Regions from separate parts of the Homo sapiens genome. Here region 2 is linked to region 1. Evidence: chromatin contacts called from ENCODE Hi-C or POLR2A ChIA-PET data. All regions are on one chromosome and are shown on one strand. The core of a region is the stretch at or near the end of the contact, and the rest is flanking DNA. Distances in the headings are between cores, read along the strand shown. Region 1 holds the start of LINC02988 (long intergenic non-protein coding RNA 2988). Region 2 holds the start of MINDY1 (MINDY lysine 48 deubiquitinase 1).

The links. Hi-C counts contacts between places; a loop is a spot of excess contacts on that map. ChIA-PET counts read pairs that join two places held with the same protein, here RNA polymerase II (POLR2A). Pooled maps may share reads with other maps.
Region 2: a pooled map shows a loop between it and region 1 (5-fold over the local background). The contact joins the promoter of MINDY1 here to the promoter of LINC02988 in region 1. A Hi-C loop is called at or near these places in 2 of 50 pooled maps. POLR2A ChIA-PET finds 5 or more read pairs at or near these places in 2 of 52 experiments (WTC11 and activated T-cell).

Annotation. Positions count from the first base shown.
Region 1 is chr1:150,157,029-150,162,002 of GRCh38, reverse strand. It overlaps LINC02988 (long intergenic non-protein coding RNA 2988), which reads right to left and starts at 1,275. Exons shown (of 4, transcript NR_135098.1): 1 at 1,193-1,275. It overlaps PLEKHO1 (pleckstrin homology domain containing O1), which reads right to left. Exons shown (of 6, transcript NM_016274.6): 5 at 4,517-4,618; 6 at 1,938-3,184. The coding sequence ends at 2,480. RefSeq lists silencers at 526-595, 2,296-2,345 and enhancers at 1,206-1,515, 2,646-3,147.
Region 2 is chr1:151,003,240-151,008,151 of GRCh38, reverse strand. MINDY1 (MINDY lysine 48 deubiquitinase 1) reads left to right here and starts at 1,250. Exons shown (of 10, transcript NM_001376665.1): 1 at 1,250-1,840. RefSeq lists enhancers at 1,345-1,524, 1,755-2,014.

The DNA.
Region 1 (4,974 bases), core at 26-2,525:
CCTTGCCCAGAGCCTCATAATCAAGAAGTAACAGAGTTAGAATTTGAATCCAGATCCATCTGGTTTCAAAGCTGGGCTCATTTCACCACCCTAGGGCCTGGATGTTCCAGTAACTGCTGGAGAACTGGAAGCTGTTGGTTTTAGAGCCTGAAGCCCAGGAGCACAGTGCCCAGCTCCTCTCTTACTGTTGTGAGGTCCCCGATCTTTCTTTTCTGCTTCTTTCACCTGTCATTCTCCTCTCTAGTGTCTCCCTCCATCTTCTGGCTCCCCTGGGAGCCACAGATAATTGACATGTTGGGATACACATGTCATTTGTGCTTTTGTCTTTTTTCATTATGTGGGAGCAACAAGGAAGAAAAAAAGAAAAGGAAAAATGCTGGTAAAATACAAAGATAGAGACTTGTAAAAAGAAAGCATAATTCTACCTTAGACTTCAATACTTGTGACAATGGATGGCTCTGCTGACCATGCTTAGGGCTGTGGAGAGTGCAGCTATTTGAAGGACAGGAAGTCTGGAAGCCTGGGTTCTCACCTCATACCCCAAGAGACCATAGAATGACATGAAGGTGGCACTCTTGCACACTTTCCCTCACTCAACTGGGATACACATTCTTCAAGGAAGAGGCTAGGTAACTACAGTCTAGAGCTGGGGACAATCTCCATGACAGAGTGGCAAGGGACTAGAGAGAGCAAGAATTCCTCTGCCCTAGGGATGGTTTAACAGCAGTGATAAGGTCCAGAGAAGAGCTGTGAAGGAAAGAGATGATTTCTGGAAAGGGGACAGAGGCCCCCATTTTGCTTACATGGGTTGTAGGAGTGACGTTAGAGCAGAAGAATGCGGACTGAAGAATCTGTTTCTCCCACAGGTTTTTCCCCCGCTTCCTCCTATCCCATCTTCCTATAACATCGGGGCAGCGTCATGGCCAGGTCTACATGTAACTTGGCCCCGTTTCCTCCCCCTCCTCCCCTTACCTCTAGTGAAGCCCCGCTGCTCTTGGAGGATCAAGCAGCTAGCAAGGCACACTTCAATGTGGCTTTTAACCCCTCATTTACTTGATTCATGAGACTCTGTCCCCTTCTTTCCCAAAATCAAATTATTCCCTTCATAGCTCTTCTGGGGACCTCACCGTTACTAAACCTCATCTCACACACTTCCAAGGAAAGAGTGAACAGTGAGTTGTGTGGGACCTACCACAGACAAGAATGTTGGGAAGCCTGGCAACTTCAGAGGTGGCTGGGAGGGTGGTGGCGTGGGCATCCAGATGCTTTTCTAAAGTGGGGACTTGCTTAGTGATGGAAGAGGTTTGAGGAAGGAGAGGGGGAGGCTACAGGAAACCTCAGCATGGCTGAAAGAGGAACTTGGACAGATGTTTGGTTTTCCCCTTCATCCTACCCAGCTTGCATCACACACCAGTTTCATTCTTAGTTCAGTTCTTCTGTGGGGTCTGTCTCTAGTTCCCCTGTGCTAGGGCCCTGAATCAAATAATGAAACTAGTCTCATCCACTCAAGGTTGGATTTTTTTTTTTTTTTTGAGACGGAGTTTCGCTCTTGTTGCCCAGGCTGGAGTGCAATGGCACAATCTTGGCTTGCTGCAACCTCTGCCTCCCAGGTTCAAGTGATTCTCCTGCCTCAGCCTCCCGCATAGCTGGGATTACAGGCGCCCACCACCATGCCTGGCTAATTTTTTGTATTTTCGGTAGAGACTGGGTTTCATCATGTCGGTCAGGCTGGTCTCAAACTTCTGACCTCAGGTGATCCACCCGCCTTGGCCTCCCAAAGTGCTGGGATTACAGGCGTGAGCCACTGCGCCCGACAAGGGTGGATCTTTGAGTCAAGGTTGGGAAGGGTGTGGAAGATGAAGGGAAGAAACACCTCATGTAAGAAAATCCAGGCAGCTCGATCTCAATGAGAGACTGCTAGGAATGAGAAGCCAGTGTCTGGCTGGGGAGATTTTAATTCCACAAATCCTCCTCAGGGCTGGGATAAATTTCACTTCCATGTGCACGGACAGGTGACACTGGCCTCCACATCCCTACAACTAGAGTTGGGCAGCTGAAACTTCACCCTCAAACTGAAGGCCTGGGGTGGGACATAACAGAAAACATCCTCATCCCCCTCCCGCTCTAAGCTTAGAAGCCCACTGTATCCTTGGGAGCAGCAGTGGACTCCCTGTGCCGTCTTGGGGGCGGGCGGTGTGTGGAGTGGTCAGACTGTGTCTTTACCGTGCCTTCTCTCTCTCTGGCTGGGTAAAAACTTCCTGCTACTGCTGCGGGGTCACTTCCTCAAACCTGAGGGGCATACGAGGGGCATATGGAAAGTAGGTGGGGCAATAAGGGTTGTAGTGGGGTCAGGCATCAGCAAGAGCAATGAGTTCATTTTTGTTTTCTTTTTTTGATTGAGGTAAATAAAAAAGCTTTATCCAGCAACACGGAGATAAGAGTCTGTCCAACCCGACAAGTTCCAGACCCCACCCTGCCCTCACATCAGGCTCTTCCGGTACTGACTGTGCGGGGTGGTCTGTCTGAGGTGGGAGTCCGGGGTCTGCAGGTCCATCTGTCTGTACAGGTCTCTCAGCTCCCTGACCTCCTGCAGCACCCTCTTTGCCTGGCTCCAATTCGATGATGCCTCTCCCAGCAGCCGTTCCGTCTCCAGCAGCAGCTGCTCTGACTCAGAATCCGGCGGAGACCGAGGGGGGTCCTTGGCCTTTCGCTTCCCATCTCCCAGTCCCTGAACCTCTGCCAGAAGCTCCTGAGTCTCCTCCAGTTTCCTTGCTACCAGGTCCTGGATCCGGGACAGCTGCCCCGGGTTGGGGAGGGCAGGGGTTGGGGGTTCCTCAGCCCGCAGCTGGAGGGTGCGGGCAGAGGCAGCATCCCGCTGAGATAGGATCTCCTCCAGGGAGGCGCAGCGGCCTTTCTCTGTGGGCGTCAACTTCTTGGGTGCCTGGGGGGTGTAGGTGGCCCCTTTGTCTGTTTTTTCCCAAGGTCGGGAGAGACTGCTTGCCCGGTCTGCGGAGGGCTGGATGCGGTCTGAGTCCGCTCTCCGCCGGCTCCCTGCCAGCTGGGCCACAGACTTGTCCAGGTCAACCCGAAAGCTCTCAGCACAAGAGGTTGGTTCCTCAGGGGAAGGGTCTTCCTCTTGGATCAAGTCCAAGGTCAGCATCCCATCCGAGGTAGAGGTGGAAGCCTGTGGAGGAAGGGGGGAATGAGTGGGGAACCTGTCATCAGGAGGGATTTTCGGAATGACTGCCTAAAAGATGCAAGCTGTGGTCATTTTCCTCTACAAGCCTTCCTTGAATGAGAAGTACTTTTTTTTAGAGACAGAGTCTTGCTCTGTCACCCAGGCTGGAGTGCAGTGGCACGATTTGAGCTCACTGCAAGCTCCGCCTCCCGGGTTCACGCCATTCTCCTGCCTCAGCCTCCCGAGTAGCTGGGATTACATGCGTGCACCACCACGCCCAGCTCTTTTTTTTTGTATTTTTAGCAGAGGCAGGGTTTCACCATGTTGGCCATGGCTGGTCTCAAACTCCTGACCTCAAGTGATACACCGTCTCAGCCTCCCAAAGTACTGGGATTACAGGTGTGAGCCCCCCTGCCTGGCAAAGCCCTCTGCTCTTGACTGAACCCTCCTACTGAATGTGCTGTTTCTTATTCCTTTGATAGTGACTTGAATGTTTCTTCTTCTGTGATTTAGTTTGTTACTTGTTTCCTGTATTCTCCACTCTACCATAAGCTTCCTGAGGGGCGCCCTCTTCCTTGGTATTGTGGACTCTCAGCAATTAAACTGCATCTGATGCACACAGGATGCTCCCCATGGCACGACTGTCCTCCTCCATCTGCATCCTCTGAGTCCCACACTTCAGCCCCCTTGCCTTATAATAAAATTTGTTCTCTTATTTCCAGAATACTAAAAATGATGAGTATTCAATACCAAATATGTTGTTTTAGTCATTCCTCACAGCAGCCCTTCAAGGCAGGCATGATTACTGCCTCATTTTACAGTTGGAGACATGCAACTTCAGGGAACCACACAGGTAGCTGATTACAGTGAGGTTCCAACTCAGGTTCTAACTCCAAAGCCTGTGTTCTCTGCATTATACCTGCCTGCCTCTCTCTCTGAAGACTTAAGAGCTCAGAGGCATGAAAGAAACTAGCACGTTGTATGTTTCAGGAGTTCATTGTGATCCTTTCTCCTCCAAACACCCGCGGTACTACATGTTGTTACCCATCAAGACAGCCACCATACAGTAGCTAATTTTTCATTTTCCTGTGGGTATAACTCATTTTCTCCGAAAGAGGGTAACATTACTGGGAGCTGGGACTTTTGAACTCCTAATGGGCGCTGAATAAAACCTTTTGATTTAGATCTGGCAGAGGCATTGGGTGGAAGGACTTCCCTCGCCTTTGATCTTGGCATCAAGGAGGCCTCCCGCAAATGCCTCTGGTGGCATACAGTTCTGTCTGAGATGGACTGACACAGAATTGGCCCTTTGGCAATGTTTATTACAGTCTTACATACCACAGCCATTAGGTGTCCCCTTGTTGGGGGGCGGCGGGAGTGCTGGATTTTTGCCCTGTCTCGAGTGGGATGGGCAAGATAGCTGTCCTCCTCAACGGTGACCTGAAGAGATGTACTGTGAATCATGAGTGCTCTTCAGCGACTCGCTGTCCCAACCCAGCATCCCGAGGCCTGAACATGTGCCCACTCCATTCACTGCTTCTGAATGGGCAAGGGGATTTACTGGACACGAAGGGGGCTCTTTAAGCTGACCCAAGGCTGGCTCCCCCATCATGAAGCGGGGAAGAGGAGGTGTCAGATGAGACTTGGAGAGAAGGTAGAAAGAGATCAGGGCTTTTAAAAGGGTGGTAAAGAAGTAGAGCTGGTGGAGGAGCGAGTAAACGGGGCCTGCACAATCCTCCCCCTTCAGTGGGTCACAGCTGTTCCCTCTGCCCCAGCGTTCCTCCCTCTCCCCACAG
Region 2 (4,912 bases), core at 1-2,500, 850 kb before region 1:
GTGACATTTTAAATGACACTTGGCAAAACAGATCATCTTCTTTCTACAAATTCTGCCCTTTACCAAACTGACTCAGTCGCCACCAATTTTGTGGTTGTTCATGTTAGGAGAACATTAGAATAATCTTTGACCCCTCTTGTTAACACCTACAGTCTCCTGCCAACTCCTGCTGCTTCTCCCTTTGCAACTCTGTAGCCTGTTTTTTTCTACAGCCTCGGCAAATATCTTCTTCCTTTCTTGGACGGTTGTAACCTTGGCTTTTTGCTCTCTGCCACCCTAATTGTTCCAATTGCTCTTTCAGCCTTTAGAGTTGCTTGAAATTTCATCCTGTGGCGGCCCTGTACATAGAGTTTAGGGAACCCTTCAGAATGTGGAGTTAGGTTCCAACCTCCCTTAACTGCCACTTTCCAGCCGCAGAGTAGTGCAGGTACTGCAAATAAATGGACACTCATCATCAAAAATTCCCTCATTTATTTATCTATCCCTTTATTTCCTACCGTCAGCCTCACACCAGCTTTTCCTGCTTCCCCAGCTGTAAATCGAGAGGAGGTGACTGATGAGAGGCCTGCAGTGGAACCAAGATCCAGAGCACAGGCGTGTTGGATCTCCTGCCTGCTCTGCCAGTTCTTTTCTTCTTCTTCTTCTTTTTGAGACGGAGTCTTGCTCCGTCTTCAGGCTGGAGTGCAGTGGCAGGATCTTGGCTCACTGCAACCTCCACCTCCCGGGTTCAAGCGATTCTCCTGCCTCAGCCTCCCGAGTAGCTGGGACTACAGGCATGTGCCACCATGCCCTGCTAATTTTTGTATTTTTAGTAGAGATGGGGTTTCACTATGTTGGCCAGGTTGGTCTTGATCTCTTGACCTTGTGATCCGCCCGCCTTGGCTTCCCAAAGTGCTGGGATTACAGGCGTCAGCCATCGCGCCCAGAGCCTGGGGCTTCTACCACACCCTCTGCACTCTACCAGGTGCACAACCCAACCAGTTTCATTTCTAGACTTAAAAATGATACAGCAAGGACTTGGAAAGGAGCTCTCTGGAGGGCTCCAGAGGGAAAAGAGCTGGGTTTGTTTGTTTGTTTTTAACATTAATTGAGTAATACATGCAAATATCGTGCTCTTTGCTCCTGCTTCTGTGGATCCAGAGCAAAGGACTGCCATACCCAGAGAGAGAGCCCAGATCCAACAAGCTGCTTCTGTCCAGCCCTTCTCCTCCCTACTTAGCAAGGGCACTTGCTCTTCCCTATTCTCACCAGAGAGGCACAAGCGCTCCGTCCCTTCTAGAGGCAGGCAGAGGGAAGAGAAAGGGTCTGTTGTTTTTCTCTCCTGTTTCTCGCTCCCTCTCTGCTGATCACAAAGCTGCTGACCGGGTCAGAAAGTCCTGATGGAAATCCACCAGCGCTGGGCAGGCCCCTCCTCCTCCAGGGAGCTTGTCCTTGCCTAATTTTTCTTCGTCCTGATGAGAACAAAAAAGAGAGAGAGAAGAAAAGAAAAACCACAAACTTCCTTTGAAAACCAGCTTGTAGTCAGGGCCCGGAGCGCATGCCATAGACTCGGCGACTCAGGAATCCTGAAGACTCTCTGAGCGACCTGGAGCACCTTGGCTGTGTCCCTGCCTGCCTTCACCCTCCTCCAGTGCCCCCAGTACTGGGCGTGAGTCCGGAAGTGGCCACAACCCAGCCTGGACCGTCGCTTATAAAGCTGTGTAAACCTGTATAAGCTCAGGCGTTGACAGCTGGAAGGCAGCTGGCACTGGCAGCCCCCTTCATTGCACCTATCTCCCCCATCTCATTGCCACGGCTGAACCCTCCTTCTCAATCTTGGAACAGCACCCCCTTCTTTAAGGTAAAAACTTTATTTTAATCATCTTCTTCACCTCTTCTCCCACCCTTCTCTATTTCCTCTCCAGCTTTGGGGAGCTGACACCTGCTGTCCTTCCACCTTTGGTCTGCAAGTCTGGATTGCTTAGAGGAGCTAAGTCAGGAGAGACATGTAAAGGGGATGCTGCTTGGTCCTCCTCCTTTTAATGAAAGCACGAAACCTTCCCCCTCTCCTTGTGAGCAAGTATACAGGGCACTGTGGCCATGGTTGACATATTCTGAGATGAAAATCTAAACTATTGATTGCACAAAGACATAGGTCAGACTAAGAAGGAGATTGGTGTGAGACAGTAAGGGAACTGTTCCTACAGAGAAGGAGTGTCTTCTTGAAGCTACATACCTGTTTTACGTGCTTCTTCCAACTTTCGGCTCTCTACTGCCATTGATTAGGGAGGAGCCAGGATTATTTTAACTCCCTCACTCACCACCATAATTCCAGCTGGAGAGAAAGTGTAGGATTTGACGAGCTAAGAAAGAGGAGGAAAAGAATGAAACTTTGATTTATCTGACTATCCTCTCCCTCATTCTTTCCTACTCTGAAATACTCCATGCCCTCCCCAGCAGGATTGGACGTTGTAGAGTAGAAAGCCTCCATTACATTTCCTGCCCCTGCCTCTTAAGACTTAGCCCATTTAGCTCTGCCCAGTTCCTCTGAGACCCCACTCCCTCAGGTGTCCACTCCTGGGTTCCTTTGGCTCACCTCTCCAGCCAGCTAGCTGCCCAACCCCCACTTCATCATTGATCATTTCTGGCACTGGAGAGAAAATATAAAAAATAAGGCCTGCTTTTCTTTTTTTTTTTTCTTTTTTTCTTTTTTTTTTTGGAGGCAAGAGTCTCACTCTTGTCACCCAGGCTGGAGTGCAGAGGCACAATCTTGGCTTACTGCAACCTCCACCTCCGGGGTTCAAGCAATTCTCCTGCCTCAGCCTCCTGAGTAGCTGGGATTACAGGTGCCCGCCACCGTGCCCGGCTAATTTTTGTATTTTTAGTAGAGATGGGGTTTCGCCATGTTAGCCAGGCCGATCTTGAGCTCCTGACCTCAGGTGATCCGCCCGCCTCGGCCTCTCAAAGTGCTGGGATACAGGTGTGAGGCACTGTGCCCGGCCAAGGCCTGCTTTTCTTCAAGCTTTTTCACTTTTCCAGGCTCTGGCATCTGCTTTGAGGTTCACCCTAAGTGTCATTTAAGGGGAGAAGGAAAGGAGAGAGAGAAAGAGAGAGAAAAAAAAGCATAAGGCCTGCAGGCAATTTTTGCTACTCTGATTCTAAATTAACAACACGTAAATGATATGCAGCTAGCATAAACATATGTGAATCAAGAGGATAATCAATTTGAGTGACTAGGCTTATTTTGTTTCAGTAACTTTAATGTTCCTCAACCTCATCTCCCAGGCCTTCCCCTAGCCCCAAATTCCTGTAGGTTTACAAGAAGGAAGCAGTCTCAGGCTGGGAGGAGGGTGGAGAAAAGACAAGATTTCTAACTAGTTTAATTTATTTTATTTTATTTTATTTTATTTTATTTTATTTTATTTTATTTTATTTTATTTTTGAGATGGAGTTTCGCTCTGTCACCCAGGCTGTAGTGCAGTGTCACCATCTCAGCTCACTGCAACCCCCTGCCTCCCAGGTTCAAGCAATTCTCCCACCTCAGCCTCCCGAGCAGCTGTGACTACAGGCACGTGCCAACACACCTGGCTAATTTTTGTACTTTCAATACAGACAGCGTTTTGCCATGTTAGCCAGGATGGTCTCGATCTCCTGACCTCAAGTAATCTGCCCGCCTCAGCCTCTCAAAGTGCTGGGATTACAGGCGTGAGCCACCGCGCCTGGCCCCTAACTAGTTTAATTTCTCCCTGTTTCTCTCCCTGATAAAGAGTGGGAGGGGAGCAAGGAGATTGAAGGGAGATGTTTTCCAAAGGGCAGGATTTGTGGTTTTTTATTATTTATACCCACAGTATTAGTTAAATGTCTATCTGTGCTTGCCTCAATGTGCCTCCAGTGCTGATAGAGAACAGGTTAAACAGGTCCGGTGTTCACATCTAAAATGACCTGGAGAGGACTGGGCACGGTGGCTCATGCCTGTAATCCCAGCACTTTGGGAGGCCAAGGTGGGAGGATCACCTGAGGTCGGAAGTTCAAGACCAGCCTGACCAACATGGAGAAACTCCATCTCTACTAAAAAATACAAAATTAGCTGGGCATGGTGTTGCATGCCTGTAATCCCAGCTACTCGGGAGGCTGAGGCAGGAGAATCACTTGAACCCAGGAGGCAGAGGTTGCAGTGAGCCGAGGTCGCACCATTGCACTCCAACCTAGGCAACAAGAGCAAAACTCTGTCTCAAAAAAATAAAAATAAATAAATAAAACCACTTGGATGGGAATAGACATAAAACTTTAGGTAGGTGAATGTACAGGAAGTATTGTTATGTAAATTAATAATCAGCATTTTCATATTTCATAGAAATAGCAGGCAAGAGAGTACCTCTGGGTTTAGGTAGTTTCTGGGGAAAAAAAATGAACTGAGGAAAAGTTGCTGTCTCAATGCTAGCTGTCAAGAGATGCTTACTGGGTCCAGGCACCGTGGCTCATGCCTGTAATCCCAGTCCTTTGGCAGGCTGAGGAGGGCGGATTGCTTGGGCCCCCAGGAGTTAAGACCAGCCTAGGCAACAAAGCAAGACCCTGTCTCAGTTTAATTAAAAGAAATTTGATATCTTTATTAATTTTTTTTAAAGAGAAGCTTACTGGAAGAACTTGTGGGGAGTGCTTTTTGTGCCCCTAATCTGAAGTTATTTATCAAAACCAGTCTCTGATTCCAGCCCCCACCACCTACATTTCCCCTCCCAGCTTACAGGAAACCCCTCCCAAGGCCTTTATACTGTGGTTTGGGATTGTGTAAGGTTCAGTAGAGCCCTTTGAGGTGGAAGACTTCCCCTTCCTCACCAGCATTTCACCTTTAGGGGCATGAAACTGACTCTCTGTGCCTCCTCCATTCTTCACCCCAAGTACTATGTGACTTAATCTTTTTATCCTTGGGTGAGGC